Regions from separate parts of the Homo sapiens genome. Here all the other regions are linked to region 3. Evidence: read pairs that join two places in POLR2A ChIA-PET (ENCODE). Cell type or tissue: HepG2. All regions are shown on one strand. Links, peaks and the distances in the headings refer to the core of each region. The heading gives the core; the rest is flanking DNA.

Region 1 (5,138 bases), core at 593-4,592, 480 kb after region 3:
GTAACTAAAACAGCATGGCACTGGTACAAAAAACAGACACACAGACCAATGGAACAGAATAGAGAATTTAGAAATAAGACTGTACATCTACAATCATCTGATCTTTGACAAATCTGACAAAAACAAGCAAGGGGGAAAGGATTTCCTGTTTAATAAATGGTGCTGGGAGAACTGGCTAGCCATATGCAGAAGATTGAAACTGGACCCCTTCCTTACACCTTATACAAAAATTAACTCAAGATGGATTAAAGACTTAAATGTAAAACCTAAGACTATAAACACCCTAGAAGAAAATCTAGGCAATACCATTCAGGACATAGGCATGGGAAAAGATTTCATGACAAAAACATTGAAAGTAATTGCAACAAAAGCAAAAATTGACAAATAGGATCTAATTTAAAGAGCTTCTGTACAGCAAAAGAAACTGTCATCACAGTAAACAAATGACCTATAGAATGGGAGAAAATTTTTGCAATCTATCCATCTGAAAAAGGTCTAATATCCAGAATCTACAAAGAACTTAAACAAATTTACAAGAAAAAAACAATCAACCCCATTATAAAGTGGGCAAACGACATGAACAGGCACTTCTCAAAAGAGGACATTTATGCGGCCAACAAACATATAAAAAAATGCTCCACATCACCAATCATTAGGGATATGCAAATCAAAACCACAATGAGATACCATCTCATGCCAGTCAGAATGGAGATTTTTAAATTTCAAGAAACAACAGATGCTGATGAGGCTGTGGAGAAATAAGAACACTTTTACACTGTTGATGGGAACGTAAATTAGTTCAACCATTGTGGAAGACAGTGTGGCAATCCCTCAAGGACCCAGAAATACCATTTGACCCAGCAATCCCATTACTAGGTATAGTCCCAAAGGAATGTAAATCATTCTATTATGAAGATACTTGCACATGTATGTTCATTGCAGCACTATTCACAATAGCAAAGACGTGGAATCAACCCAAATGCCCATCAATGACAGACTGGATAAAGACAATGTGGTACATATACACCATGGAATACTATGCGGCCATAAAAAGGACTGAGAACATGCCCTTTGTATGGACATGGATGGAGCTGGAAGCCATTATCCTCAGCAAACTAATGTGGGAACAGAAAACCAAACACTGCATGTTCTCACTTATAAGTTCTCACTTATGAGAGTTCAACAATGAGAACACATGGGCACAGAGAGGGAAACACACACACTGGGGCCTGTCAGAGATGTGTTGGGGAAGGAAGAGTATCAGGATAAATAGCTAATGCATGCTGGACTTTATACCTAGGTGATGGGTTGGTAGGTCCAGCAAACCACCATGGCACACGTTTACCTATGTAACTGCACAAGTATCTCAGAACTTAAAATGAAAGAAAATAATTTAGAAATAAATAAATAAATGTCATTTCTGAGTAGTGGAGATAGGCAAGGAAGCATTTAGGTAAGGGGTTAATTTTTATGTTTACTTTATGCATTTCCAAAGTGTTTGAAATTTTTTAGCAAGCAAGCACAACTTTTGTTTGCAGGAAGCATATTAAGAGACAAGAGCAGAGAAGCAGTGGGGCAGGGTTTGGGGCTGAATGTACCCTTCACTGTCAGAGAGGAAACAAGATTCTGGCCTGGATGCATGCATCCCCTTGTCTGGTTTGTGCTAGCCCATGGGCACTCTGCACTGACCAGCTTGCCTCGGCTGTTGGAGACTCCACCTGAAGAAGGCAGGAGGGAGCAGTGGCACAGTTACTGGCTTGGGCTATGGAGTCAGACAGACCTGCGTCTGAAGCCTAGTCCATGACTTGCTCACTTGTCAGTCTTCTTGAGTCATAGTTTGTTCTTTTATGAAATAACACCTACCCCTCAAACTGAGTAATAAATGAGATGTGCTGTGGGAGGTACCTGGTATAATAGCATGTGCTTAGTAGAGGGTAGAGGAAGAAGAAGTCGGATAGGACAAATTACTGTTAACCTTGAGGAGTGCACCTACGGGGTGGTCACTGGCATTTTAAATGCCACCATTGGTGCCTTATTCCTTTTTTCTTGTTTTTCTTCAATTTAGTAGCCCAAATCAACCCACACTGTGCACCTGGTAAAGGAGGCAAGCAGAACACACGAACAGGAGTGAGCTATGTGCCCTGTTCTCAAAAGGTGGAAGCTCCCAATGGGTGTACAAGTATGTGTGTTACAGATGGGAGGGAGGGCATCAAATACACACAAGTCGTAATGCTGCATTGTGCTGTTCTCAGTGTGGTCGTGGGTTTGCAGTTCTTACCATGGTTAAGGGAAAAGTGGAGTAGAGTGGGGAAAGAGGCAGAACTTTATTTAGGAAGATGGGGGTTCATGGTAAGTAATCAGAAAAGAAATTAACTTGCAAAACAGATGGCACAAAAATCCCGCTCTGAGTTTGAGTAGAGGGCAAAATGGGAGAATGGAAGGAGATGGTGAAGAAGGCACGCTGCTGCTGAAACGTGCTTTGGGCTTAGTGAGAATGAACACTCCCACTTCTGGGAATTGAGCCTTGGGCAGAGCATGCACAGAAGCAAAGCTGGAAGGCAGAGGAAATCTGGGCCACCCACGCCCACACCTGCCCTGACCTCTCACCCTGAAGCCTCAGGAAAGGGAAAATCGATGTGCTCCCGAAGTGCAGGAGCCCTGGGTTTGGGACTGGAATTTGACCCATGCGGAGTGTTTACTGATCTGGAGACGGATAGGCTCAAATGAGCTCATCTTTATCTTGAGAGGAAATTAGGCAGCCCAGACCCAGACAAAGCCATGTTTTATTCAATGAAAATTTACCACCACCCCACCCTCCCAATGCACACAATATTACATGAAACATCTGCCTAAGTAACCTAGTCTCCAAAGGTTGGTTCTGAAAGATCAACAAATAGAGACTTAGGAGCTTAGAGAAAAACGAAAAAAAAAAAAGTTATTTCAGAATATCTTACATTTACCCCTCATGCTGATCTGTATCCTCTTTTTTTCACAGTTTGCAAATATTGACTAAGTTCAAGGGCAGTGGTTTAAGGTCTAACTTCAGAGTTAGCATGAGGTGACATACTTAAGATGGTGCAATCCTGTCCTAATGAAGAACATGTTAGATCCCAAGGTTGGTTTATGGGCAGTTCTTGTTCTTGTCCCAGTTGATATTTGTTTTATCAAGTCAGGAACTATTTTTGTCATCATTGTTAATCTTCCTCTTGCCAGATCTGTTTTGGCCGAGGGCATGCACTTGAGGTATGTTAGAAGAATGGAGTGCAGTATTGTGGGAAAGAATTATCACTAATTCTGTCTGCCTACAGCTTCCTCGGCCCTGTTCATCTGATCTCAATTCCCTAAACAAAATTGTAGATGGAAAGTCCTGCAAGTCCATGACCTGGTTCCAGAAAGTAGATTTTTGAGCTGAAAGAGCAAGATCGCAGCATTCCCATGATGACAATAGGTCTTTGTTATGTTGGAAAGAATTTTGACTTGTCCATCAGGGGAGATCTTGACAGAATATTTTGCCAATAAAGAAGTCTACCACTAAATGGGTAGGTCCAACTCCATTAGGCTCATCTTTGGCCTCAATGTTATGCAGATTTTTGCCTCAAGGATTCCTGAGACCTGGCCTAAGATGTCTGGTAGTTCTAGCTGGAACCAGAATCAGCTGGCATTTCTGACCCATGGGCTTTGGAAGAACACAGATCCTGGCTCAAATCTTAATGTCTCCGAGCCTCAGTTTCTTCATGTATGAATACAGTCGTGACAATGTTCTCCTTGCAAGCTTGTTATGAGGATTAAATGTGGTATTGTATCTGAAATCACTTAACACAGTGCCTGTTGCTTAAAATGGGATTAATATGTTCTAGTGTCCTTCCTTCCGCTCAGCCACTCCAGCTGCTGGTGTATCCCCTTTCTCTGCTGCATACATTTGACATAGTGGAACAAGGCCAGTAATGCTTGAGGGGATACCATCCTAGTTACAATGAATAGAGAAAAGGAAAGGTTCAACAATGTTCAGAACACCAATATTCACTTTAAACTTGTCTAAGCATAAATTATAGGCGCTCTGCTGACATTTGAAAGAATGGAAATATATAAATAAATGTATAGTTGTGTGACTGCTTCCTAGACCTGGACACAGCTTCACCCCTAAAAGAAAATCTCCATGTGGAGACCTTTGGGGAGAATTTTAATCTAAAAATCCTAGAGATTATCACAATATTCTTTTGAGTATTAATAAAAGGACTTAGTTACCCAATGAACTGATGAGTCCCCGGATAATTTGTTCAAAGGAGAGGTGATATTCTTTTAGCCTCATAGCAGCTTCAGCTGCTATCTCCCACCTAGAGTTCTACCCATTAATATCTCTTGTTCAAGGTATCACATCTAAAATTTCTAGTAGTTTATGCAACATTTAGCGATTTCCTCTCTTAGCAATGGTTGGAATCCACCACGCTATATCCTCCTTTTGGGTATCCTGAACTCTCCAAATTGTCTCAAAACAAACTTCCTTTTTAACATTTAGATAATATGGCTATTTACAAAGTAGATGGTCAAACGCAGTAATATACACATTTAGTATAAGCCAGTATTCAAAGATTCTAATAGCAATAATTATTTCCATATTCAATGCAGTCAATTCTTCAGTGTATCCAAACTGGCCATACAGAAGTTTAGTATGAACAATACAGCACTGAAAATGTACTGTATTTATATTTGACTTTGGCGATCAAACATATCAACCTTGAGAGGAAATAACATATTTCTGATTCTAGCCTTTGTTTCTTCACCTTGGTACTTCCCAATATCACCAGAGCTAGACTGGAGGAAGAAATGGGAAAAAAAACCCTGAAGGATATTATTTGTTTTGTTTTGTTTTCTCGAGACGGAGTCTTGCTCTGTCGCCCAGGCTGGAGTGCAATGGCATGATCTCGACTCACTGCAACCTCCGCCTCCCAGGTTCCAGTGATTCTCTTGCCTCAGCCTCACCAGTAGCTGGGATTACATGGTGGCACACGCCACCATGCCTGGCTAACTTTTTGTATTTTTAGTAGAGACAGGGTTTCACCATGTTGGCCAGGCTGGTCTCGAACTCCTGAGCTCGTGATCTGCCTGCCTTGGCCTCCCAAAGTGCTGGGATTACAGGT
Region 2 (5,138 bases), core at 773-4,772, 460 kb after region 3:
TTGGGGTGTCATAAGCTATTGCCAGCAGAGTGCCAGCATCCCCCATGAACTTGTGTTCTCTGAAGCTCTGTCTGATTTCCTACCATCTGTATCACAAGCGCTTTCTTTGGTGTTTACTATGAGCAATCCCTTTCTCATCACAACCTGCCTGAACCCCACTTCCTAACAGCTTCTCCCTAGGCTCCTTACTCACATTGCTCCATCAATAGCAATACAGGGCACACAGACTAGTTTTAATATTAGCCTAGGCAAAGCTTAATTATGAAGGTAAAGCTGTGGCAGAAAACAATCACGTAATACATTCTCGAACGAAACAGGAGTAACTGTGGATTATCTGTGCCCCAGCTTCCCTTCATGCAATATTGGAGTGTTTGTGCTATGTTGTTTTTGGATAATGTCCCATCCAAGAATGGCACCAAGCTTGGCCCTGCTTCTTTTACCACCTCACCCAGTAATTGTAGCAAAAGTTAAACTTCAAGGGCTGTCAGCTTGTCTTGAACTCAGACACCAATGGCACCAAATTTACGGGGCTGACTTAAAGGGGAATTTGTTAACACTACAAAGTGACTGGTATATGATTGCAGGGCTTATTTTTCCACCTAAGTATTGAGCTGATTTGTCAGATGTGTCATGAAGCAGGGATACATTCCTCTGTTTAGCACATTTAAATATGTACTGGCAGGAAAGCTCCCAATTAAACGTTCCTAATCAGAGCAGGGTAAGACTGAAGTCTTCCTGGTCCTTGACCACCACGTGTGTGGTTTATTAACTCTGTTCCCGTAGACATAGGCAGCCTTAACTCCATCGGGGGAATGGTCTGGCCTTACAGGTCGAATTCAAGTGAATCAATCGAACTATCCTCCAAGATAGAGCAGAATGAAAGACCCAGGATCAGTGCAGAATGAAAGACCATTAGGCCTCTAGAAAAGCTGTTAGCCCTCAAGTTTGGCTAAAAGCAGGGGCTGGCAAAGTATGGCCTATGGGCAGAGCTGCCCCTCAATCTGTTTTTATGGCTTCAAGCTAAGAATGACTTAAATTTTTAAACAGTTGTAAAAAATAAGGAGAATATCCAACCTAGACCAAATATGGCCCACAGAGCCTATGTATTTATTACCTGGCCCTTTACTGGCAAATTTTGCTGACCACCGGCTGAAGGTTTTTTCTCTTCTGTGGGACATGAACTCTCTGAGATTCCTTCTAGTTCTGAAGTTCCAAAATTCTGTGATTCCTTTTTTTTTTTTTTTTTGAGATGGAGTCTCACTCTGTCACCCAGGCTGGAGTGCAGTGGCATGATCTCAGCTCACTGCAACCTCCGCCTCTTGGGTTCAAGCAATTCTCTGCCTCAGCCTCCTGAATAGCTGGGATTGCGGGCGCCAGCCACCACGCCCGGCTAATTTTTTTGTATTTCTAGTAGAGACGGGGTTTCACCATCTTGGCCAGGTTGGTATTGAACTCCTGACCTCATGATTCACCCGCCTCAGCCTCCCAAAGTGCTGGGATTACAGGCGTGAGCCACCGCACCCGGCCAATTCCATGAGTCTTTGATGGAATAGTCTTGGTCCAGCTCTTACCTGAACAGCCTACCAGATGAGCAATTTCTGCACAGTGCTTCCAGTTGTTTTTAAGATCTTAACAGTATCTGTGTAGTATCTCAGGGGGAGAGAATGAGGTATTAGGTTTTAGTTTTTGATGCTTTTTCCTTGATTTTGCTTGCATATTTGTTTGTTTGTTTAAACTTGGAATCACTTTTTAAGACCTATGCAGAGTTTGGGAGAGAAGGAAAATTTGCTTCATCGCGACCAATAATGTGACAATTATGTTTCCTAACACGTATAATACCAAGACCTCCATGTGTGAGCAAATAAACTAGCCACTTAAAGCACGTTCACTGACCAAATTTCAGCCCCACGAAATAATTTTGACAGTCTCTCATAGACATTTGTCATTCTGCTCCTAGCAAGCTAGTACTATCTTCTACTGGGGCTATGGAAGAGATGGTTTTACTTACCTTGATCTCTACATGCAGAATTGCCAATGGAATACTTACATAATTTAAAATGTATGCACAATTTATTAAACGTAGAATAGAAGATGTTAAGACATCCTTTTCTATTACCTGAAAGTCACAATTATTCGAAATGCTCAAATCTAGAACATTGTTGATAATTATATAATATTTTAACAACACATATGTTATCAACATCATAATGCTGTAGAAATTTTATTGTGAATTTTGTATTTTCTAAATACTCTTAAAAGACAAAGACTCAAATTCAGGTAGAAAAACAAAGAAGATACTCAGGGTGTATCTCTGCCCTTCATTCATTGCTGTGGTCAGAGAAGTCTGTGTGAGGGGTTTGGCCGGTAGCAGCCCCCCAGATCCGTACACTGCAGACCAAAATTCAGCTCCTGTGATGCTTTTCCATGGAGTTTCCCTGTCAATTCAAGGTAGATCCTCAACCTCCCTCCTTGGCAGTTTGCATGTGACTGTTCATTCTTTTTATTACATTTCCTCCAGGGGGCCATTTTCACCATGTCATATCTGTTTGCTATCAGCATTTATAAGGGCTGGTGTGGCATTGGAGGATGTCAAGTGGTCTGACTTGGAAGTGTACTGCCACAAACTCCATGTAGGTGACAGGAGGAGAGACCTGCTTTCCCGTTGCCACTTTTTGGATTATCCCTGCAACTCTTTCCGTCTGGCTGACAAAAACCTTGGGGCTATTGGGTGGCTCATCACTTCTGCTCCTTCTCTAGCCTTTCCCTGGGTTTGCTTCCCCCAACCCCCACACCCCCTCGCACATTAACATGACATTGCCTGGTGAGCACAGAAGAGAGCAGCTTCCACCAGCTGAAACCTCTGATCTCAAACTCACTAGAGAGTTTGGCTTCGGGATTTTGGCAAGAAGGCCGATTGCCCATCAGGTCAGCATGAATAAAGATTTCTTTCTTCCCTTCTTTTTTAAAGTCAAGCATCAACCGAAACTGCTCCCAAAGCTCTGTCTCTCAAGACAATTTAACCCCTTTCACCTAAGTACATTTTCTATTTTGAATGCATGGTACTTTGTTTTATTCTTTTCCTGTGAGATGACCAAGAAATCTACTATATGTAAAATTTGAAAGCCAAGTCAATTCTAAACCAGGCTTATCATTTTTAAAGTATGTTTATCCAGCTTTGTAGTAGGAACAAGCAGACTGTTTGAAGGCCACATACTTTTCAAACCCTGGTTGCAACACGTCTGCCCCGTTTTGAAACTGTCTTTATCTAGCCGAGAAAACGAAAATCTATTTGACAAAGTGGCACTCTGGCCAGTTTATCTTGCAATATGGCTTTAGCTCACTGAGTCTATTGATTTCCTTAAATTAATGTTTACAGAATGCTACTGAATTTTGCTCAACAGAACATTGTTCTTTCGAAGCTTTATATATATATATATATAAAAGAGATACAGACTGTTATTGCCATGTGTTCCTTTGTTTAGACCAAGGAAACATAGTTTTTAGGTTTTTTTTTTTCTTAAGACAGCCTTGAACTATAGCCACTTCCTACAAGCATTTACTTTTCACATATTTAAACAGCAAAACATGTAACTAGAAAGTGGGCCCAAACTGCATGGGTATTAGACGAATCTAATCCTCAGTGTTCCTGAAAGCTGAATGCCACCTGGAGCATCAGAGGGAGAAAGCCTTTAGTCCTAAGCCCAGATGTTGCTGGAGAACCTTCCTCTGCCTCATTTGGGGTAACTCGGCAGGCACCCGAAAGCAACTTCACAGCCAGTGCTCCTGGATCCTGCTAGTTTTTCCAAACACAAGCATCCTAATAAAATTCAAACACCATTTAGCTGTTTGGGAACTCTAAATATAACATCTTGCCCTTTGACCACGGTGCTCAGTGTTCAATACACAAAACCTAATCTCTAAAGATGATTTTAAAACTGACCTTCCCAGAGAAGTACACGTATCCATTCAGCTACGAACAGTGCAGAAAACAGGATTTTGACTCATAATTATGAAATGGCCAAAATAAAACTTAGGGAACACAAAGCAACTTTTCTCAACCGGTTGACTCAGCCAACAAACTCACCCAAGCGAACCTCCTCAGAGCACCTCTCAAAACGATGCTTTGCAGACATTTATTAATCACAGTGAATGCTTCCCAGGAATTAGGGCTCCTCTTTAAAATCTCAAACTTGTAAACCACCTTATATTTGGATGATATTTTATGCTTCCCAAAGTGCATTCATGTTTTCTTTTCCATTTGATCCTCCCCTGGAATGAGAGGGCACTGGAATAGAATCTCAGGATTCACTGTGTATAGCATCCTGCACCATTCCTTCTCTTCTGGAGGGCCTGTTAGTCCCCGGCTGTACACACAGGATAAATGCATGCATGACTGCAAAGGGAGACCCTTAGTAACCACATCTTGTGACCATATTTTACAGCTCCATGATTCCTCTTTTCAGCCTCTGGCAGGAGAGTTTAGTGTGAGTGAGACAGTGAAGAGGAGCAGCAATAACGTATCTGTTCTTGGCTTTTCATCTGATAATCTCTATGAGGAGTTACTAAAGCATCTGAGTTTATCCATTTAAGTCCACTCTGTCTGCAGTGTAAGTCCCCAGCTTGTGCCACTGCTGTCAGGAGATGAGTCTCTCCTTGATCGATATTTACTTAACAAACAGCAGGGATGGGAGAGTTTGTTTAGAGGAATCATGTGCACTCTAGGGTGAATGAATGCTCGGGAAAGTACTTCAACTATTTGTCTCCTTCCCTAAGATTTTTGTGTACGTGTGTGTGCACACACGTGTGCAGATGCCCATTCTCTTTTTAACTTCTCCAAAGACACTTCGAAGTCATCTAGAAAAATACCTCGCTATGTATGATTGGTACATCATTATACCGTTAAGGAGCTAATGATGCAGATGCAGTTTTTCTAACCCAGCAAAGTTTGGTTCTTCTTTTGTGCTCTTATATAGAGCACAAAAGAGACTCTTAGGATAAACTAAATGCACAAGCATCTACCTTTGACCCCTTTCAGATGAGTGGAAGGGAAGAAAATACGGATGGAAACAATAAAAGCAGTTTGACAAGGCAGCTCTTCACTATGTATTTTTGATGGCATTACCTATATATTTTTAAAG
Region 3 (5,138 bases), core at 507-4,506:
TTATTTCCCTTCAGAGAAATTTTTTCATTTGTTTTTATCAGGCACATCAAGGTCATGGGTCTTAGTCACTTTTTATATTAATTTCTAGAATATGCATCTACAGTAAAGTTGAACTCAAGCCCATATGAAGTCACACCTGTGATCATGTGTTATCAGAGGAGACTATTTTTTTCCCCTCATCCAGAGCCTAGTATGAGACGGCTAAGCTTTTTGATCATCTTTCTGAGTTTGAGTGTGGATTGTGTATATTTCATCCTACATCTAAGGAGGTGCTTCAAGGCTTCTGGCTTTATACTGGGGGGAAATGGGATGTGCATTTCACTTCTTTGTATCATGTAGGCTCAAGACCTAACTCCCGACTCCATGTGGACACTTACACTTAAGTCCTTACGTGACATAATCTGGCAGCTCTCCCACAGGCAGCTGCAGTATCAGCTCTGGGGTTCCACTCTAGTTTTCAGTTCTCCCTTTGTTTGGGGTTTCTGGAAATTTCTCTCACTTTCCAATTATTGCTTTTAAAAGAATGTTCATTATAACTTATTCAGCATTTTCTAGGTGTTTAATATTTGGAGAGTCTTGAAGTAATCTGATCCCATACAATACCAGAAATGAAAGTTGTGTTAGGCATTTCACTTGGATTATTGTATTAATTCTTCACAACCCTAAAATATATGAATTATTATTGCAGGAAATACACGTGTAGAGGGATTAGCAGCTTCTCCAGGTCTTACCAGCTAGTAATTGTAATGGAGTTGAGATTCTCCCAACATTTGAATGATTCCAATGTATAGGCTTTTGTTCCCTTGTCTTGCAAGGCTAGAGAAACCCATCCCTGGCCTGGGAAAGTTACTCTGCCTGGGTCAGTAATGTCAGTAACCTTGTCCTGTAATAACTTTATTTCTGGGTATGTCTTTGAGGAGCCTTTTGGATTTTTCCAGTTGCCTGTCAGGTCCAGCTTGCAGACTGGCTGGAAGAACAGCATTTGATGTCCCATATGGGACCACTCCCAAGTGACACTTTGATATCTGACAAGAACACTCAGCAGGAACATGAGACTCCTGTATCTCATGCTGAGTTTTGACTAAGTTTTACTTAAGTCACTTGCTGTTAATAATAAATCTGAAAAATGATGAGCCTTCTATTTGACTGTAAAGATAGAGCAACCAGCTGCCCTGGTTTGCCTAGGATAAGGTATTTCCTGGGACATGGGACTTTCAGTGCTAGAACTGGGAAAATTCTGGGCAAACTAGGATGTTATTTGCTCTACAGATCGCTCTGGGATGTCATTAACCAGATTAGTGCCAGTCTTTTCCATGGGAGGCTGGACTATCCTCTGGTTTCCAGATTTCCCCAGAGATGAAAGGAAGGGGGCTTAATGGTGAGAAGAGGAGTACCGAGGACAGAAGATTCAATTCAAGGACATATGGAATAAAGTAAAACTTTATCAGATATTTCCCAGCTGCTCCTAATTATACTCCAATAGAAGATGGAGCAGCTTAGCGGGGACAAAGAGTCAGACCAACAGGTAAGGGAACTACCATTTATAGAGAATGTTCTCCAGGGCTAGGTATTTGGTTAGATTCTTAGTCTGGCTCATACCATTTAACTGTAACTCTCTGCAGTAAACAATATCATGCCCATTTTAAAGAGGAGGACGCAAAAGCCCTGCAAGATTGTCACTTGCTCAGTGTTACATGTTAGCAAATAATGATGCCTGCATTCAAACCCAGATGGGCCTCACTCCAAAGCTGGGGCTTTTTCTCCTTGACTGTGGTAAGGGAACAGGGACTAGTGCTCTATATTCAAGTGCTGATTTAGGGAATTGTGAGTCAAGGAGAAAAGATGAGAGAGAGGCAGACTCTGCAAATTGTCACGGGCCTTGCCAACAACCATGAGCGGGAAGTAGCAGCCATGGCCACTGTTGCAGCAGCACCATCAGGCCTGAGAGATCCAGGGAAGTGGGAAGGAGAGCACAGAGTGCCCTCGACCAGCACCTAACTCCCTTCCCCCCTCCCCAGTGTACTTCCCACTGTAGCATTTGGGTGGAGTGGTCAGGGACCCTGGGCTTGGGGATAAAGTTTTCACTTCCCTTTGGCTGTGCTTTTCCTAGGTACTCAGGCAGGCAGTGCCAGCCATTTGATGCCCGGGTCTTTGCTCCTTGCTGTTGGGTGCCTTGCTGACTTGTCTGAGGTTGTGAGCTAAAACCTAGTGGGTCTTAGCTCTCCCTTAGGTCTGTCATGTTTCCGCTTGCTCATTTTCAGAAAAACAGCCTTCCTATTGCCTGTCTGTTGCATTGTAAATGTTGTTTCAATATTAAGCATTATTAGGGCATCCTTGCCTAACAAACACATCCTAAGGATCCAGTGATCAAGGCTGCTTTTAAAGGCCTCTCCTAATATTTACTTACCCAGCTTCCTTCTATACTCTTAGCTGTGTTTTTCTGAAACAGCTGCATCCAGAACAGAAGGCTCTTTTGTGTAAACTCATAAGTCACCTGTACTCATTTTGTGTATCCAGGGCTGTTATGCTCGGCAGCAAGCTATTTTTTTTTTCAATAGGAGTTGGTATTTGATATAATAGATTATTACATGTTCAGCATATAAATTACTAGGTCTTAGGAACAAGAAATGAGTAATTTTACCCTGAGGTAATATAACAGCTACTGTGGAGTCACTAAAATCAAGTAAATAGATCATTTGTGGTCAGGGCAGAAGCATGGAATTACTACCTGAATAGCATTCAGCCATCATTCCCTCACTTAATCATTCAACAAACAGGTATTGAGAAACTCGAGGTGAGTTTGAGACATTTTCTAAGTGTTGGGCAGGGCTACAAAGAAATCTAAGGCCTGCTGCCTCAAGGAGATCAAAGACTTCACCCAAATCCTTTCCATAGGAAGTTAATTGAAGTCATTGTGCTCTTTGATCGATAAATGTAAGAGCAAGGGAAGTGGCTCTCTTAGAAAGCAATTGGACTTGGAGCTAGGAATGCAAGGGGTAACCTGTACAGTTTTGCTTAGGAGGGCATGGAGTAAGGAAGAGAAGGTAACACTGTTCAAACGCTGGAGACTTTACCCAAGAAGGCTAGTTATGACGCAGACCTGGGAAGCCTGGGTGTGTAGGAAACTCAGCTCTGTCACTTATTATTTGAATGATTTGGGGCAAGTTACTAAACCTCATTGAGTTCTAGTTTTCTCATTTACCAAAAGGGATACTCATAGTATTTATCTCAGGGTTATTGTAAAGATTAAGTGAGATTGTGTATGTGAAATGCCTGGCACACAGTAATCGCTCAAAAAAGGAAAGAGTTGGGTGTCACTGACCAAAGGGAGCATTCCACCCTGATAAGAAGACCAAAGCTCTGAGGGTCTAATTCTGCCCTTGTTACGGACCCACGTCCCAACTGAAAAAGAGACCCATTTCCTCATGGTTCCTGAAGAAGCATCCCCTTTTGCAGGAGAGTTGTAGCAATCATGGCATTCTGTGTCCAGGATAGAAGAACATGTGCTACCAGTTTTTTTAATGCCCCCTACGAAACACTTCATTCTTTGCCAGTGAAGAACTTTTCATTTCCTCTATAATTGAAACAGGACCTCTGGGTCATTGGGTGAGTCTCATCTGGCTTGTGAGTCACCCAGGGCAGTTGTCCACTTTTTATCAAATGAGTCAGGAATGTATTGACCCAGGTCAAATGGTGTGGAGGGTGAGAAATTATCTAATGAATCTGAGCAACCCAGCCCTACCCTTGTACCACTTGAGGGGCACAACACCCTTCCACATTGATCCCATCTACTCTTCCTTGTCACCGTGAAACCAGCCTAACCAGAAGGGGCAGACCAAATTGGACTTCTTTTATTCCAGCACTAATGAGGAAAAGATGCTATGAAATATCTCTTTATGTCAGAAACCAAAGTTAAAATAATGTCATACTCTGATAATTAATACTATCAGGCTTGACAGCAGAATACGTTAAATAAATTAGTCTTTAAATGCGTATGTGTCTTCCAATTATAGGTTTTTGGTTTAATAATTGCTTTACCGAATAGACGAATGGCCTCAATATTCTACTTGCTTTTGCCTGTACAGATGTGGCCTTTGTAGACAAATATTAAATAGAAATACCTTTTTCTTCCCTGTCTCTATCTGTAAAATGGAGGGTTTTTTGGGAAAGATATTTTAAAGGAACTTGCGAGACTTATTTGACTCAACTGATTTTTATTGAGCATCTTCTCAGCATGGAGATCAGAGCCAGCCACTGAAGGGGACACAGAAACAGCTTTGCCAGTCCCTGCCCTTAGGGAACTTACATCTGGGAAGGGAAGGGGCTATGATAGGTCTGGAGGCAATAAGAGGCGGAGAGGGCCTTGAGTTGTCAGCATTTTCAAAACACCTTGTAGATGGCTGGGTCTTGGGAAGCAGAGAGGAGATAGGGCAGAGTTTTCTGGGTCAAGCACATGGCATGGATGGGGAAGGATAGAAGGAAAGAAGGGGCCTCAGAGATGGCCATTCCCCAGGCTCTATGAGGGACCTCAGTGCATATAGTTCCCTGGATGTTTACAATCTGTGTCCCTTTTGCTCACTTCTCACCAGCTCAGTCTGGCTAATAAGTGACGAAGTCAAATTTGTAAGGTTTGTCTGCCGGACTCCAAAGCTGATGCATCTGGGCGTCACACCACAGTTCCTAGACATAGGGCAGAGCAGAATCACTGGAGGCACTTTTGAGATGGAGAATCCAAAATGTCACTTTAGGTCCTAACTAGAACCTCAGGGTTGAAGCCAGGGGCAGTGCTCCCCAAACCTTATGTGCACCCAAGCTGTGAGGATCTTGCTAAAATGCCACTTTGGATTCAGTAGGTCCGGAGGAGGGCCTGAGATTCTGTATTTCTTACAAGCTCCAGAGAATGCTGATGCTGCTGGGCCTTGAACCACTCTTAGATTCACACGGCCTTGGGATTTCTGAATTTCCCCAGAGGTTGAGCATCGCTGCACCGATTTCTGTGACGTTCTGTTTAGGCTTCCCTAGATATGGATAACACTGTCTCGAGGGGATGCAGAGAGGCAAGACAAAATCAGGATGGAGCTAGGCTGTGGAGTCCAAGCCAGAAGTGAGTTTCAAGGTGGAGGGATGGGCAGACATAG
Region 4 (5,138 bases), core at 334-4,333, 81 kb after region 3:
CCCCTCCTACCTACCAGCAGGCCAGTCCCCTGCTCCCATCCTACTTGCTGTTTGACCTCATGGGGATGGGCCATCTCCTGACTAGTTTTCTTGTTAATGTCCTCAGGGGGCTTCACTTCTCTTGCCAGCCATATGAGATATCACTGTAGCCTTCTTCTCCTGGGCATCCTCAGTGTCTTCCCATCTTCACATTCTGTCCCCACCATGACAATCCTACACAACTTCATCCTTGGATCAGTTTAACCACTTGTCTCATGCCAACATTCCACAGTTTCTTCACTCTGCTCTCTCATCCCAGCCTCTCTTGCTCAGCAGATAAACTGCCTTTTAGCTCATAGAGGAAATTCACACTCTTAGGAACAAGCACTAGGACACGGTCTCCACCTACAAACGCTCCCTTTTGTACCAACCCTCTCACTTGCCTCACCTCCGCAGAACTCCAGGCTCAGAGGAAGAGGCGGCATCCTCCTGCTGAGGGCTCACCATTGCCCTGGGCTCTTGCTCCCATCCCTTTCCATGATCCCCAGACCAGCATCTGGCTCTGCTGGATGGTTCTTCTCCCTCCCATATTTCCAACTTCTCCTTTTTTACTGGTTTCTCCTATACAGCCTATGAGTACGTTCAAGTCTCCACTTAAAAAAAAAAAAAAAAGTCTCCAACAATGTCTCTCCAGTAACTAATGCCTGATCATCTTCCTCCCATTGGCGGACAATTCCCTGAAGAGTCCACACTCACCTCTTCTGCTTCTCAACAGCCTCTGGGCCCCTGACTCTCCTCTCCAGCCTCAGTCTCTCCTCCACTCCGCCCCCACCTAGCCCTCTGGCCACAGGAGCCACAAGCCATTCTCAGAAGCGGCTGTGCAGTCCCCGCTTTGATGCTATTGTTCCCTGCTCTCCCTTTCTCCCTTGCCTACCTGGCAAGCGGCACTTATTTCAAAAGGTCCTCTGGGAAGCCTTTGCTAACCCTCCCTCCCCCGCCCACCAGGTAGAAATGGCCACTCCTCCTTTGTGTTCTCAGCTGTCCTTTGAGTCACAGTGTCTGTGACGGTTTACTTTCCACGTTGTTGTGCTTTTCTCCAACAAAAATCGTAAGCTCCTCGAGAGCTAGGACTGTGTCTCAATTATACCTGCCTTCCTAGTACCGAGCACATCTGACTCGTCTCAGTGACTTGAGTTCAGTGAGGGAGCAAATGAAGCTTGTACAAGCATAGAGAACTCTTGCTGTTCATGGTGGCGGTGAGGATGGGAGGATCTGCCTTGTGATGGTCCTTGTAACAGACATTTGATCCCGAGCAATATCTTCTAGACCTCTCGGCATTCATGGACACTTTATCGGTGCTATCTCATTCTTCCTCACAGCAACTGAGAGTAGGTATTATGACCCCTGTTTTACACATGAGGAAACTGAGGCTCAAAGAGAAGAAGTGAGTTTGGCCTTGTCATACGGCTGATTGCAGTGGATGCAGGAGCCCAGCCCAGGTTTGGTCCCTTTCTATACATCCAGGCGCTCCCTATGTTGCCCAACCAGAGGGTGCTTACTGACTGTCACCTCCATTAATTGTCACCCTTTAGAAACAGGTTTAAGATGCTGAGTTAGAAGCAAAAGCATTAAGTAATGCATTCACACCTCAATAGACTCATACACACTTATGTGTTATCAATGATGATTGGGGCCCTGAATTTGTGCAACAAATATCACCTGTCCAGTGGCTTTATTTCTAATTTAGTAACTACCATGCCTTTAACTAAATAGTCAGCCTTAGTGAGATATTAGCCTTCAGCAAAAGTATCAGCAGTGATCCCCTGCAAAGCCTTTTAACATTGCTCATGGAGGCACAAGCTCCCTCCCTCATTTTTCCTGACACACTCAGGGAAAGAAATCTCTAAGTTTACACCATCTGCTAGCCTCTCACCTTTCAGCATTTGCATCTATGTCCGCATCCGGGCCCCCTCTGCCAAGAGTTTTTCTTTTACCAGCTACAGATGAACGGAAACCTGGGGAGTGGGGAACTGTTTGGAATTGGGATCTGTCCCTTCAAGGAAACTTGGACAAGTCTCCCTTGCCTCCTGAGCCCATCAGCTCATCTCCCTCTCCCCACCCCATTCCATTTTTGTTTAGTTTGACCTTGGTCACTGATGACAAGGCTTCTTTTCCTGCCAAACCAATCAATAAGCTAAACAGACAGAAGATGAGTATTTAGAATATGGGAAGCCAAACTCAAACACAGATAGGTTATCAGCCTAGCCCAGAGCAGACTTCTGAGCAAATATTTCATTAACAAATTTTTCATGGCAACTTGCATGTTAAAAAAAAAAAAAAAAAAGAGGGGAGAGGGGGAGAGAGAGAGAAAACGTGTTGGGGGTGGGGTGGAGGTGGGGAGAAAGGGAGAGGCTGGCTGAAGCCCAGAAGCTGAATCGCCCTCCTAGGGAGTGTTGTTTGGAAGTGTGAGGCAGAGTGTAGGGAGAAAAGTGGGATGCAGAGAGAAGACCCCCAGAATGGGGAGCCCTATTTACTTAAGACCTTTCAACTTCAAACCTACCTCTTATTGCAAGGCTGGCCATGTGATTCATCTTCGACCATCTCCACAGGGGTGGGGCAGGCTACATCTCCCCAATAAAAACGCCAGACAGGCAGTCAGCAACTGGCAGGTGGAGCCTGGGCTGGGCACCTGGTGGGGGAGATTGGGAGGAGAGAGGAGATGTGGTCCCTAGAAAGCCCCATGGAGAAGCTGGAGAGCCACGGTGAATACAAACATAAACAATGATAACAAAGACAACTGTGTATCGGCCCCCACTGTTTTAGGCAGCCTTGAAGGCACTTCAAATATATTTCATCATTTAATCCTCACAACCAGGCCCAAGACTCTGTGGTCAACACTGGTGCACGATGCCCATGGGTCTATTCTGATGGCTCAATATTTTGAATATCATGCCCTGTTCACAACAACCCTAAAAGAAAGGCACTTTGATTTTAATTTATAGATGAGGCACTTGAGATTCAGAGAGGTTGAGACACTTATTCACATTTGGACAGCTGGTAAACTGAAGAGGCAGAACGAGGGCCTACCCAGCCTGACTCCAAAGGCAAGGAGTTTTCTGTTCCTTTCTATTGCTTCCCTAATAGCTTTCATTATACTTCCAAGAAAAGGTTGGAAAAACATGGAATTAGTAAGGTTCAACTCTTGTAAGCAAGTGCTGAGAGCAGGAAAGAAGGAAGAGACTGAGTTTTGAGCTCCTTGTGTGCCGAGCTCCTTCCCACGTGGCCTGAGCTCCTGCCTTCATTTGGATTCATGAGGGTACCATTCAGGCCTCAGTTCACAGTCACTTCTCAGAGATGCTTCCTGACTCACCCTGTACTATTTGTTCTTATTGCTTTCTATTTTGCCTTCAGCATACTTATGCTAATTAATTGCTTTTAATTTGTGCTATTTGTGTAAATTAGCACATATACTAATTAATAGTAATTTTATAATGTTAATTTATAAGTATCAAATACTAATTAATATCTTTTTGTGTAATTTATTGATGAATGTCTTTTCGATAGACTGGATTAATAATAATAATGATATTAACAATAATACTAATAGCTAGCCTCTATTCAGTGCATTCTACGTGCCTGGCACTGTGTTAAGGGCTTTACATATGTTAACTTTAATCCTTTCAGTGGTCCTGTGAGGTGGTGACCATTAGTGTCCCCATTTTACAGATAAAGTAACTGAGGCACACGGAAGTAAAGGAACTTGCCTGTTGTTTCTTAGCTAATGAGTGAGTGACAGAGCAGGATGTGAACCCAGGTGGTCTGTGGTCCCAGCATCCACATTGTTAACTGTGATATCGGGCAGACTGCAAAACATGGCCACAAATTCATATAAATACACCTTAGAGGTGGAGTCTGCTTTCTCACCTCTTGAATCTGGGATGCTCATGGGATTTGTTTTGACAAGCAAAATGCAACAAAAATGATGTTACATGAATTCCAAGGCTAGGCCTTAGGCTTTGCGGCTTCTGGTTCCCTGCTTTCGGAATGCTGTCCTGAGACCACCCTGTGAAGAAGCTGGTCTGGCCTTTGCCTGCATGTGAGGCCACATGGAGGAGAACTGAGGTACCCCAGCCAGGAGCCTGTCTGTACCAGATGTGCGAGTGCAGCCATCCCAGACCCTGCAGCCCAACCCACCCTGCACCTGAATGCAAGCACATGACTGGGCCAGGCAAAATCAGCAGGGAGACCAGCCAGCCAACCCTCAGAGTCATGAAAATTTAATAAATCATCATTTTCTGAGCCATGAAGTTTTGAGAAGGTTTGTCATGTAGCAAAGGCTAACTCAGCAAGAACTGTCTTATTCATACTGTATCCCTAGCGCCTAGCAAGATGTCTGGTACATAGCACTTTGACAGTAAAAATGTATTGGCTGAATGAATAAACAGAAGTGAGATTGAACCAGGGAGACCCCCTGGAAGATGCTGGCTAACTTTACAATATATCATAGAATACAGTCCATGTGACACATTCTGGAATTCTGGAATAGAAGATAATTTAAGAACACTAGCATTCTAGTCTGGGTGCAGTGGCTTATGCCTGCAATCCCACCACTTTGGGAGGTCGAGACGGGCAGATAGCTTGAGCCATGAGTTTGAGACCAGCCTGGGCAACATGGCAAGACCCCATCTCTATTGAAAGTACAAAAAGTTAGCCAGATGTGGTGGCACGCATCTGTAGTCCCAGCTACTCAAGAGGCTGAGGTGAGAAGATCACTTGCTCTTGGGAGGTAGAGGCTGCAGTGAGCCGTGATCATGCCACTGCACTCCACCCTGGGGTGACAGAGAAAGATCCTGTCTCAAAAAAAAAAAATTACTAGCATTCTTAATTTTCTGTAGTTTCTTTCAAGTTTGTATCAGCTTAATTTCAGAGTATGTTATAAAGTCATTTGTTGACATTTAAATTTTTCTTTATGTTCTTTCTTAGGCTCTTTAACCTATCATTTGTAATTTATCTTGACATAATTTCATATTTGTTTGTGTAATTAATTGATCATATCTATCTCTCCCCTAGATTGTAAACTCTGAAAGGACAGGGACCCTGTCTGATTTTGCTTATGGTTGTAACGCTTGTTCTGGCTCATAGCAGAATGGACTGAATTT
Region 5 (5,138 bases), core at 473-4,472, 77 kb before region 3:
TCAGGGAGGCAGGGACTCAGAAACAACTTCACAGACTAGGTGATGTGGCTGAAAAATGCATAGTTATCCCAGGCATAGAAAGGCATGTCGGGCAAAAAATAAAGGTATCTCAGTGGCTTAGAATTCTGAATGAGGCTAATATGTTCAATGGAAAAAGCAGGAAGTTTGGGGTTGCTGGAGTTTTCAGGGCAAAATGGAAGTTATTTGGACATAAAGGTGGAGAAGGAGTTTTGGGGCCAGATGGAGACACTCAGCCTCTATGCTGCAGGCAGAGGGGCTGGTGGGAGATCTCAACAAGGAAGCAACATGATCACGTTTATTTCCAGGATAAGAGTTCTGGAAATGCTGTGAAGGATGGAGGGAAATCAGACAAAACCCAGGACAAAGACTGCAGTTAGTCTCTTAGTTAGGGGTTTGTGACAATCCTGGCAACAGAGTAACAGTGGGCTTGGAAAGAGCTGGGCAGTGAGGATGGAGAAGGGCTTATTTCTAAAGACCCATTGGGTGTGGTTTCTGCTTTTTCCAGAAGAAGCTCTTTCACTTCTATTTCCATTAATGTCCTATTGAATGAAAACTCAGGTCCCTTTCCTTCAACCTTCACCCCTCTTTCCCCTACGGACGTTGAAAGCGGCTTAATATGGCAACACATAAAATGAATCCCACTCAGTGGTAAAGCAGAGCTGAGGTGGGCTCTCAGAGGTGCCGGCTGAAGAGTCCAAGATTGTTTCATGCACATTTGACTTGATAGGAGGGCCTCTTGGAGGCCAGTCTTTTCTGCTTCCCTCTTGACTCTGTATGAGGTGAAGCGGGCCTCTGTTTCCTCTGCTTGGACATCCATTCACTCTCAGGCCCATTGTACCTGGGTGTCGGACAATGGTTCGGCTTCCAGTGCAGCAGATGGCCCCTTCTAAAAAGGCCTGGAGTGCTCTGTGGTCATCAGAGGAAGGGGAGATGTGTTGGCTGTTGGCTACCTGGACAAAGCCGCACTTTGCCTCCCTGGCTAGGATGCGTAGTTCAAGATGGCAGGACTGTGAGTAGTGTAGAAGTGCAGTGAAAGAATGAATTGCTCTCAAGGGCATCTGAAAAGCTGCTTGCTTTAAAGAGGATCTGAAAAGGTGGCAGCAGGTTTGCCTTTGTCTTTGGGATTGAGGAGGGGAGTGTTCTCTAGAGAGGGGAAGTTCGCAGAATGGTTCAGATAATGGCTGCATGGATAGGACCTCACCTTCCGTTTCTCACCTTCACAGACTTTTCAGCTGGACTTTCTTATCACAAGCAAAGCAAAGGATCCTGGAAACATTGTCCCCACACTGCTCGTGATGGGAACTGGAGCAGGATTGGTCTTGTTCTAGGGCACAGTTTGGAGCTGTGTTTGAGGAGGAACTGAGATGCTCCCCTTGCCCACCCCAATGTTCACCTACCAGGCCTGTGGTGGTTAGGCACTGAGGGCAGTTGTTAAAACGCTACTCTTATCTGGAACAAAATGTGTCTGTTATCTGGCAAGGAGGCCCATTAATCTATCAGCAGCCATCAGTGCCTCCCCATTAAGTAAGTTATTAGGCTGGTAGAAACCAGGGGCCTGAAAGAAGGCTTTAATGGAGCGGCCAGGTGCAATGGCTCACACCTGTAATCCCAGCATTTTGGGAGGTTGAGGTGGGTGGATCCTTTGAGGCCAGGAGTTCAAGACCAGCCTGGCCAACACGGTGAAACCCCATTTCTACCTAAAATCCAAAAATTAATCGGGCGTAGTAGTGTATACCTGTGATCCCAGCTACTATGGAGGGTGAGGTGGGAGGATCACTTGAGCCCAGGAGGCAGAGATTGAAGTGAGCTGAGATTGCACCATTGCACTCCATCCTGGGCCACAGATCAAGACTGTGCCAAACAAACAAACAAACAAACAAACAGGCTTTAATGGGGCACCTGAGTCAGGAGCAAGGCGTTGCCTTTGAAGAGGGTGGTTCCAGGTGAGACTCAGAGCTGGCGAACAGGTGACTGTTAGTAGGGTAAATGCAGCTGAGAGCAATAACTTAATCATAGCCTTAGAATCACCCTGTACGGCAGACACACCTGAATGTGTGTTCTGAGTTAGGAAATTTAAGAGTGGCCAACCCAGAGATTTGTTCTTTGTCCATAAGGAATATCTGAGTCCCCAGCGCATCCAGTGGAACAGGGGCTGAACAGGGGATTGAGTCTCCACGTTTTGGGTTGAATAAAAATTGCCAGGTGGAGGTTGTCAGGGGGAAGGTGTTAAATGGAAACACTATATATAAACTGCATGCTTTTTGCAAGGGACTGTGGCTTTCCTGCCCAGCCTGCCACCGCTGAACTGTATATAAGGTGGTTCTTCTCTTCAGCCCACTGTCAGTGGGCTCCCTCCCCCGTATGTAAGCCCCCAGCAAACTCCATTTCTTGTTTGCTGGCTCAGAGCCTCTTCTTTGGCCTCTTAAAATAGGGGTTCGGCATGACACCATTGTGTGCATAGAGGAGGCACGCGGAGGAGAGCGAACAGACTCCCAAAGTAAAACTTCATCTACTCCTGAATTTTGCCTGGACCCCACTCGGGTGGCCACAGGCGTGGATTCGCAGTTGCGCTATCTGCATTGGAGCCCATCTGCTGCTTTTCCTTGGACAATGGCTGCCCGTTTAGGGTTGTGACCCAGGAGTCGCTGTGGTTATCAACTGCGAGAGCTCAAACGGACACATGAGAAGCAGCTTTGTTTAGCGTCCTTGACATAACTAACCACATATTAACAACAGAGCCTTGTGGTATAGAGGCTCCTGTTTGTTCAGAATCTTAATAGGTGGGCTTTGTGCACATGGATTTCTAATACTGCTTACCCTGTATTTTAAGTCAAAGAGGGTCTTTGTGTGAAGGATTCTCCACCTCCTTTTCCCTTTCTACGAAGGAGGTAAGTGTTTTCTCTCACCTTTCGTGACTTACAAGCAGCTGAATAGCACTTGTGGTGTTTGAATGTCATATAATAGGCATCGTCACCGATAGAGAAATGTCCTTTTCCGTGTTTCTGAGCGCTCCTGTGCTTACTCTCCCTCTTACGTGTGAGCTCTCGCTCCTTCTTTATAAACTGGCTGTGAACAATTCTGTCCCCATGTTATTTTAAAGCTTGTATGTCCTTGGAATGCTGTGTGGGAACTGCTGTTCCCCTGGGAGACCATTTTGTGTCCAGCTCCTTCAGCAGACCCCAGCCAGGCCTCCGCTGACCATGTGGCAGTTGGTTAGAGGGCTGCTCTGAGCTGGTTGATGTGATTTAAAAGTAGAGCCGCATTCTAGAAGAAGTGAACTACTGTGAATAAAAGAAGACTCAAGGAAATGCATGCTGCTGGTAGAGATCGTGGTGATGGTGCTTGTGATGTTGGAGGTCTAAAATGCAAGAGGAGACATTATTTGTAGTCAGTCACGTCCTGTATAATATATGAGAGCCTGGTTCTGTAGGAACATAGGAACATCTGACTCCCTTTTCCATAAGGTTTGTATTTAAGTAGCTTCAGAAATGAAATTAGTGGCAGTTTGCACTTAGTTATAGGAATATTCAGTTGCATGAAGCTTATGACTTTGTGTTCCTTATTAATGTCATAAAGTCAGAAATGGGATGGCTGGAAAGTTAAGTCAGGATCCCTGAGCTTTCTATATTGGCCAAGTTGTGCAAAAAGAATTTTGGTGTAAAATGGTGTCTTTGTTCAAAACAGTGCCTGGCTAATAGGCTCTGATGTAGCTCTCACCAAAGATCTACTGAAATATTTACACACATTAAAAGTAGAAAAGTAGACAACTAACGGCCAACGTTTGAAGTGAAGCGATACTGACCATAAAAAAGGACTGCACAGAAAAAGACAGACATTGTCTTGGTCACATGAAACAGACATAATCGGGAAAATGATAGGAACGTACTTAATGCTCTTCCCTTCCCCTTGCCTCTGGAGCTTAACTGTATATAAGTGCCAACCTAAAATGTAGATACTAGGGGAGTTGATATCTTCTCTTCTCCTACTGCTCCCCACACTTCATCATTTTACAACTAGTTGAAGTCAGAGCTGCCCTGCCAATAACTTCTTAGGAAACAGAATGAGAGATTGTGGAGGAGGCACATTGTATTTGAAAGACCTCATAGGGAAAGCCCTGTAGGGAAATACAGAGAGCAAGTGTGTTCTAGAGAGAAGTGTGTGCTGGAAATCATGGCATGCCATGTCCTACATTGTTTCAGAGTTTCAGAAAACTGGACAGGGATTTTATAGAGTAATGGTTCTTCAAGTGTTGTCCTGGACCAGCAGAGTCACCTTGGAACTTGTTAGAAATGCAAAAATCAGAAATCTGGGTGTAGAGGCTGTCAATCTGTAGGTAAACAAGCCTTCCAAGTGTTTCTGATGCACCCTAAATGTGATAACTCTGTAGTATATGATGCAATGATAGGGAGTAGGAATTAAATATGAAGTTATACACATTAGCCTGCCCCCGGCTACAGAAATGGTTGGGACTAGGTTGTCACACACTTGTAGAAAGGAACTAATGCAATCAATTCATCATGTCTTTTGACAGACTCTAAGGGCAGATATGGTTCACTTTGTTCAAGGACAAGTAAGTCCTATTAAACTACTGTGAAGAAAGGAAGATTCAAGAAAATGCATACTGCTAAGAATTATCAATGTCAGATCCAGATTTAAAATTCAAAAAATTCTTTGATGTTTTCAAAAAAGAACAATTCAACATGAATAAAAGCAAAGTCTGCAGGATGAGGTAAAAAGAAAAATGTAGAGAAATGGAAGGATAGAAAAAACCCTAAAATTTTAATAGCGGTACTTAGAAACAAAAGGAGGCAATGGAGAACACTAAGTGGTACATTAGAAAGTCATATTGTTTTGAGAGACAAATGTTTAAATTGGAAAGTCATATTGTTTTGAGAGACAAATGTTTCAAAGTCTCTATAAGGATGCAGAAGGAGAAAAGGATGAAAAATATGAGCAAGAAAATGATCGAAGTGGATAACAGGATAACAGAGAATGGAGACCCAGAACATTAGTAATTGGTGCCTTTGAAGTAGAGGACAGAATAAATGGAAAGTAATAAAACCCAAGTGTATAAATATGTGATAAAATTTTTTTTGAACTGAAGAACTGAAATCTAC
Region 6 (5,138 bases), core at 469-4,468, 220 kb after region 3:
AACACATCTTCCCAAAAGACAAATGGTTTTTGTTCTTCCGTGGTGCAGTAAATCTATGCCAAAAATTTTATTTATCAAGCAGGCATACAAACTGTTAATGTTAGAAGTTGCTGCTTGTCATCTACTTAGATGACTATCAAAGGCCACTGCCTTCTAGGTCTACCAGCAAGATCTGCTAAACACGACCTATTTTCTATCATGCGTTTCTTCTAAGTATGAAAAAAGCAAAACCCACCGAAAACAAAACCACAGAAATTCCATTTCTTCCCCTGACTCCCTCCCCATACCCTGGGCACACATTTATCAGTTCCATGCAGCAGCTGTGATGGAAATGAGAACTACAGGAAACTTCAGAGTTAGTCATGCCAAATGGCTACATATACTCAGGAGAGGGCAATTCTGGTCACTCATCTGACACCATGCGGATGGCCCAAGCTACAAAATCTCTCTTAACATTCCTGGGTCTGACCCCCAAACTAATCTGCTAAGGAACCCTCAGAGCTTGGGGATGTAGGTACTTTGGCCTCAGCTGGACAGTTGAGGAGAGTGAATTTGGAATACAAAGTTGTATGGATAATCTCTAAGCTTTCTACTCTCTATATAAGACATAGCGACTAATTCCTCAGTTTCACACACACACACAAAGTTTCTTTGATGAGAGTAGATGCTACAGCCTTCTGCACTCAAAAAGCTTTCCAGAGCAGAGGGGAAAAAAGTAGCAGGGGTGGACAGCACATTTTTGTGGAAAACTAGGGCCCAAGTCTCGGCCAGGCTCCTGACAGCCACTTGGACCTTGCCCTAGACCCAGTGAGAAGGAGCCATGAGAAGTCAGTTAAAATGATGACCAAGAGTGGAATTCAGTTGAATTAATTTACTTGGGAAAAGAAAGGTTGGAATTTAGTCAGTAGAGATTGTGTAGTTTTTTCCTGTGGTTGCACACCAACTATTAATTATGTCTTTCTTCTCTTCTAGACAGTAAGAGCCTAAAAGGGCCAGGATGGTGTCTATTTTGTTCAGCCACCCTAACTCCGGCACCTTGGATACTTCTTGGCACATTCTAATTTGATGTGAAATATTTGTTTAATTAATGAACATATTTGTGCATGATGGCACAGCCTCTGAAAGAGTTTAGTATTATAGAATTCTTGAGAAATAATCTGAGCTATTTCATGAGCTGTCAAGGACCACAGGTTGAACCAAAGTTCCTATGCCTGGGTTTAACAGCTGTAACTCAGGTGATCTGTCCTGACACGTAGCTACGTCACCATGTGAGCACATAGCCCATGCACCTGGTCAGCCCTTCCTAATCTTAGATAAATTTGTTTACAAAGTCACACAAGCTTTGGAAAATCATTCTGACTCAGGTGATGGGACAAAATTGCATCCCTTAAAACGATAAGGTACTCTATCGAGTCTACTTGATAGTACAATGTGACCAATTGCTTGTTAAGTCACACATCTACTAGAACAGTGACAAGAAAGCAGTGACAAGAAAAATGAGAAAAAGATTCATGATAACATTGTCACGAATTTGCCTAATGCCATCCATATTCGCTTCTCACATCATTCTGTACTGGAGACTTTTGAATAAGTCAAATGCTGAGATAGGCTTTTGCTACTTGTGACTATTAAATAAGTGTTGTGTTCAAGGCCAGGAAAAAATGATTTTCTCTTAAATTAACAACTTTCAATGGTTTGTAACGAAAGAGGAACTTGGTGATATGGATAATCCAAAACATTATAGTCTAAAAGTTCTAGAAGGGGTTTCTTCCTTAAGCATCCAGCCTAATCACTTTCCTTGGGACACAAAGCTGACTGAGGAGGAGAGTTTCTGGGAAGGGGTGAACCAACCCAGCATTCCAAAGTCACCACAGATTCTTTCCATAACAGTGTCCCAAGTGGATAATGGGTGGAGGTAGAGTGGTGGTAGTGGTAGCTATAAACTACCTTCCAAGTTGCTTATACCTGATTCTTATTTACCCCAAATGCCTACTTCTAAATATTTACTTCAGCTTTTAATCTATCCTATGGTCACTTGATCAGTTGGTTGATCTTTGACTTGAGAGAGCCTACAGTCAACAGTATGTATGACTTTCTCTTTATCATCATTGGTGAGTAGGGCATAAGAAGACAGAGTTAGAGGCACAATGGAGTACACATAGTCCTTGTTCTTAGGGAACATGCAGTCAGAAAAAACTATGGTATTTTGTGTGCAACAGGAAATGTTAAATTTAGAAGAGTTGTCAACATCTGTCCAGGTAAAAAGAAGAAGGAAAGAAAGAAGTACTTCATAATTCCATAACTATTTTGAGAGGGAGAGGCATTGGGGACTGGGGGAAGAGAAAGAGAGAGAAAAAGAAGAAAGAGAGAAAACGTTTTGCCGTATCATCCACTATCCAGGGCTCATCCATGAAACACAAATACCCTGCCATCCAGAGAACAGAGAGCTGTGAAGAGTGGCTTCTGAGTCACCATCACTGAAGTGGAAATATTTGTACAAGTTCAAAGGCACCAGAGACCTTGGCAATCATGTGCCCTAGTGAATGTCAAGACATAAGGTGACATCAATACAAACTGACAAACCTGAGGAGTATCTTCTATTTGGAATAAGGAAGCTCTGGGGATAAATCAAGCCTCATTCCTTCTTTTAAATAGTGTTTTCATCCGGGTGTGTCTCCAACCCCATGGCCCATGATGACACATCATCTGTCTAATTTAACACATTGTGAGCTCTGCAAAGATTAGGATCCCTCAGTAGGGAAAGTCAAGGACTTGAAGAACCATGGTAGCAAATCTATGAAATATAAGAATCTGGGTAGGACAATGTTACACCTATTCAATAATCCTGGGAATACTTGGCTCATTGTCTTTCATAGAAGCATGAAGTAGATTTTCAGGACAAAAGAAAAAAAAAAGACTAAATGAAAGCCAGAACTAGAAATTCTAAGAAGTGATATAGGCTGAGAATATAAGTAAATAGGAAAATAGTTTGAATAACTCTTATAGAATTTTTTTAAAGGGAAGTTAGGGTAGTCAGCCTTATGTTCCTCACCTATAAAGGGAAGATCTCGAGCAGAAAAGTGACATAATTCTTTGCTAACAAACTCGTTGTATTCCAGACACCAACAAAACATTAGTTTCAATGATTTACAGTAAATCTAACAAACATATGCAAGTATGTTTGTTAATACCTGTGCTAGGTACTATTTCTAAACAGCCATTAGTCTGTTCCAATGGGAGAAATTTCTTCTATTCTCATGGGAATTTCAATAGCCTGATCCATTCAGTAATGAAAATATAAGACTGCAAAAGAAACAAGGTGGGAGGTAAAGAGGGAGGAAGGAATAGTGTTAGGGATTCCTGCTGTCCTAATTTACCTGGAAATGAAATTATTACTGTAAGTTTGTGACAGTATTTCACTTTTATGAATTGCTTTATGATTATAAACTTACTCTAGCTTCATAACATCCCTATGAGGTTTGATGGCAGACGTATAACCCCATCTCACAGAGGAGTCAGACCAAGAGTAGTTAGTTATTCTCAAGGTTACCTAATGAATGATGTTCAAGTCAGGTCCCAGTCTCCACTTGCTTGTTGGCATTACCTACCGAACTGTCGGCCAACCCTGACGTTAATACCTCCCTGTGCACAGGATCCAAGATGGCTCTGCTGTCTAATAACTGCACATAGTACGCCATGTTCAGGCAAAGTGCAGTGGCATTTTGATGGACCTATGAGACGCATTGAAGCTATTAGGAACAGTTGAGAGATCACAGGCAAGATCACCTGTTTTGGCCACTAACTCTTCAATTCCCCAATACTGTGCCCCTGGCCCTCCCACCCTTTCCTCCTGCTCTACCGCCCATGGTGCATCTCAAAGAACATTCACACATACAAAAGAGAATCACAGAGCCGTATGAAGAAGGCTCAGGCAAGTCCAAAACTCCAGGGTATGTAACTGTTTTGAACATGCACTTTTGATAGTCTCTCCAGTTTAATTGGAAGAGTGCGATTTAGAAGCAAGCAAAGTCATGTGAACATAGCACTGGAGCTCAAAATGAGTATGGACCTTCTCTCTATTCCTTCTCTTCCTGTCGGTCACTGTCACCTGGTCTACAGGCAGGCCAGCTCTCATCTCAGCTGGCCAGCTCTACCTGAAGTATAAGTAAGTCTGACAAAAACCCAGGTTAAAGCTTCAAATGCAAGTTTACCTTCCCAGAGCTCTCCCTCCTCCTTTTAAATTGAGACATTTGTTTAAACCCAATTCTTCCCTCAAATGGATAGAGACACTATGGGCTCTTAATCGGATGCTAGGAAAATGACAGTATTCTGTGGACTTATAGATTATGGAATTTTCTCTCCCACAATTACATGGGCGAGTGGCATAAGAAATAATGAAAAATGCATATGAATGGTATAGCACAGTACTCACTGAGAACAAAGAGACAAAGTCCAGAGTTAATACTGTAAAGCATTACTTTCAACTTATAGATAGCCTAAAAGAACAACATTTTCACAGCAACTCGGAGGTTCATTTGGGACTGACTTAAGGAACCCCCACCCCACCAACAACCACCCCCACCCTTCACACAAAGGTCACCTGGCCTCTGCCACCTCAGCACTCCCGATATTTTTGCATCCTGAACAGCCAGCCCCACTGTCTGACCAGGTAGCAGTCTTATCACTATGCCCTTAATGGACTTGGTTGTCATTTGTTGATGAGAAATAAAATAGCAAAAACAACAGCATATAAAGAAACAAAGTTTTCCCCAGAGAGCAGATGGGATTCCACCAGGACCCCCAGTCTCCATATAATCTCTCCCTCCTCCAAGAGAGATCAATTCCCAATCTCTTCCCAGGGAATTACAGGTTCGGTCGTGACATTGGTGAGCCTTTTAGAATGGCATGCCCAAGGTAGTAATTTTGTAATCTACCGCAGCTGAAGTAAGTATAGACCTGGGCTTGCTCCAGCCTCCTTCTCTCTCCTCCATCCAGCACTGGGTCCTCACGTAGGTGAAAATACTTTGCATGTAAACAAACTCCTCTCAAAGACACCTCAACCTTGACATTTCTTTCTCCTTTTCCAAACTTGCTTCCTTTTAAAACACCTCGCGACTGCCGTGCTCCCACATGAGGCC

Evidence for each region. ChIA-PET counts read pairs that join two places held together with the same protein. Peaks named below come from ENCODE experiments on the same cell type or tissue, not always from the same donor. Only the 100,000 strongest peaks of a DNase experiment are listed, where the experiment ranks them.
Region 1: POLR2A ChIA-PET joins it to region 3 with 11 read pairs; 1 of 35 experiments calls an interaction of 5 or more read pairs at or near these places.
Region 2: POLR2A ChIA-PET joins it to region 3 with 9 read pairs; 1 of 35 experiments calls an interaction of 5 or more read pairs at or near these places.
Region 4: POLR2A ChIA-PET joins it to region 3 with 7 read pairs; 1 of 35 experiments calls an interaction of 5 or more read pairs at or near these places.
Region 5: POLR2A ChIA-PET joins it to region 3 with 6 read pairs; 1 of 35 experiments calls an interaction of 5 or more read pairs at or near these places.
Region 6: POLR2A ChIA-PET joins it to region 3 with 8 read pairs; 2 of 35 experiments call an interaction of 5 or more read pairs at or near these places.

The regions. Positions count from the first base shown.
Region 1 is chr1:214,048,088-214,053,225 of GRCh38, forward strand. No RefSeq gene overlaps it. Among named protein-coding and RNA genes, the nearest start is that of LINC02775, 62 kb to the right of the region's middle. In HepG2, for the core only: no CTCF peak of the experiment used is centred there; DNase peaks (open chromatin) are centred at 1,564 and 2,754; H3K4me3 peaks cover 407 bases.
Region 2 is chr1:214,024,435-214,029,572 of GRCh38, forward strand. The region is part of intron 4 of PROX1 (prospero homeobox 1); the gene reads left to right. Among named protein-coding and RNA genes, the nearest start is that of PROX1, 39 kb to the left of the region's middle. In HepG2, for the core only: no CTCF peak of the experiment used is centred there; DNase peaks (open chromatin) are centred at 2,857, 3,267, 3,627 and 4,657.
Region 3 is chr1:213,567,032-213,572,169 of GRCh38, forward strand. It overlaps a transcript of RPS6KC1 not described here. Among named protein-coding and RNA genes, the nearest start is that of LINC00538, 360 kb to the right of the region's middle. In HepG2, for the core only: no CTCF peak of the experiment used is centred there; DNase peaks (open chromatin) are centred at 2,420, 2,880 and 3,640.
Region 4 is chr1:213,648,624-213,653,761 of GRCh38, forward strand. It overlaps a transcript of RPS6KC1 not described here. Among named protein-coding and RNA genes, the nearest start is that of LINC00538, 270 kb to the right of the region's middle. In HepG2, for the core only: no CTCF peak of the experiment used is centred there; a DNase peak (open chromatin) is centred at 2,188.
Region 5 is chr1:213,489,667-213,494,804 of GRCh38, forward strand. It overlaps a transcript of RPS6KC1 not described here. Among named protein-coding and RNA genes, the nearest start is that of LINC00538, 430 kb to the right of the region's middle. In HepG2, for the core only: no CTCF peak of the experiment used is centred there; a DNase peak (open chromatin) is centred at 2,735.
Region 6 is chr1:213,788,265-213,793,402 of GRCh38, forward strand. It overlaps a transcript of RPS6KC1 not described here. Among named protein-coding and RNA genes, the nearest start is that of LINC00538, 130 kb to the right of the region's middle. In HepG2, for the core only: no CTCF peak of the experiment used is centred there; DNase peaks (open chromatin) are centred at 2,107 and 2,497.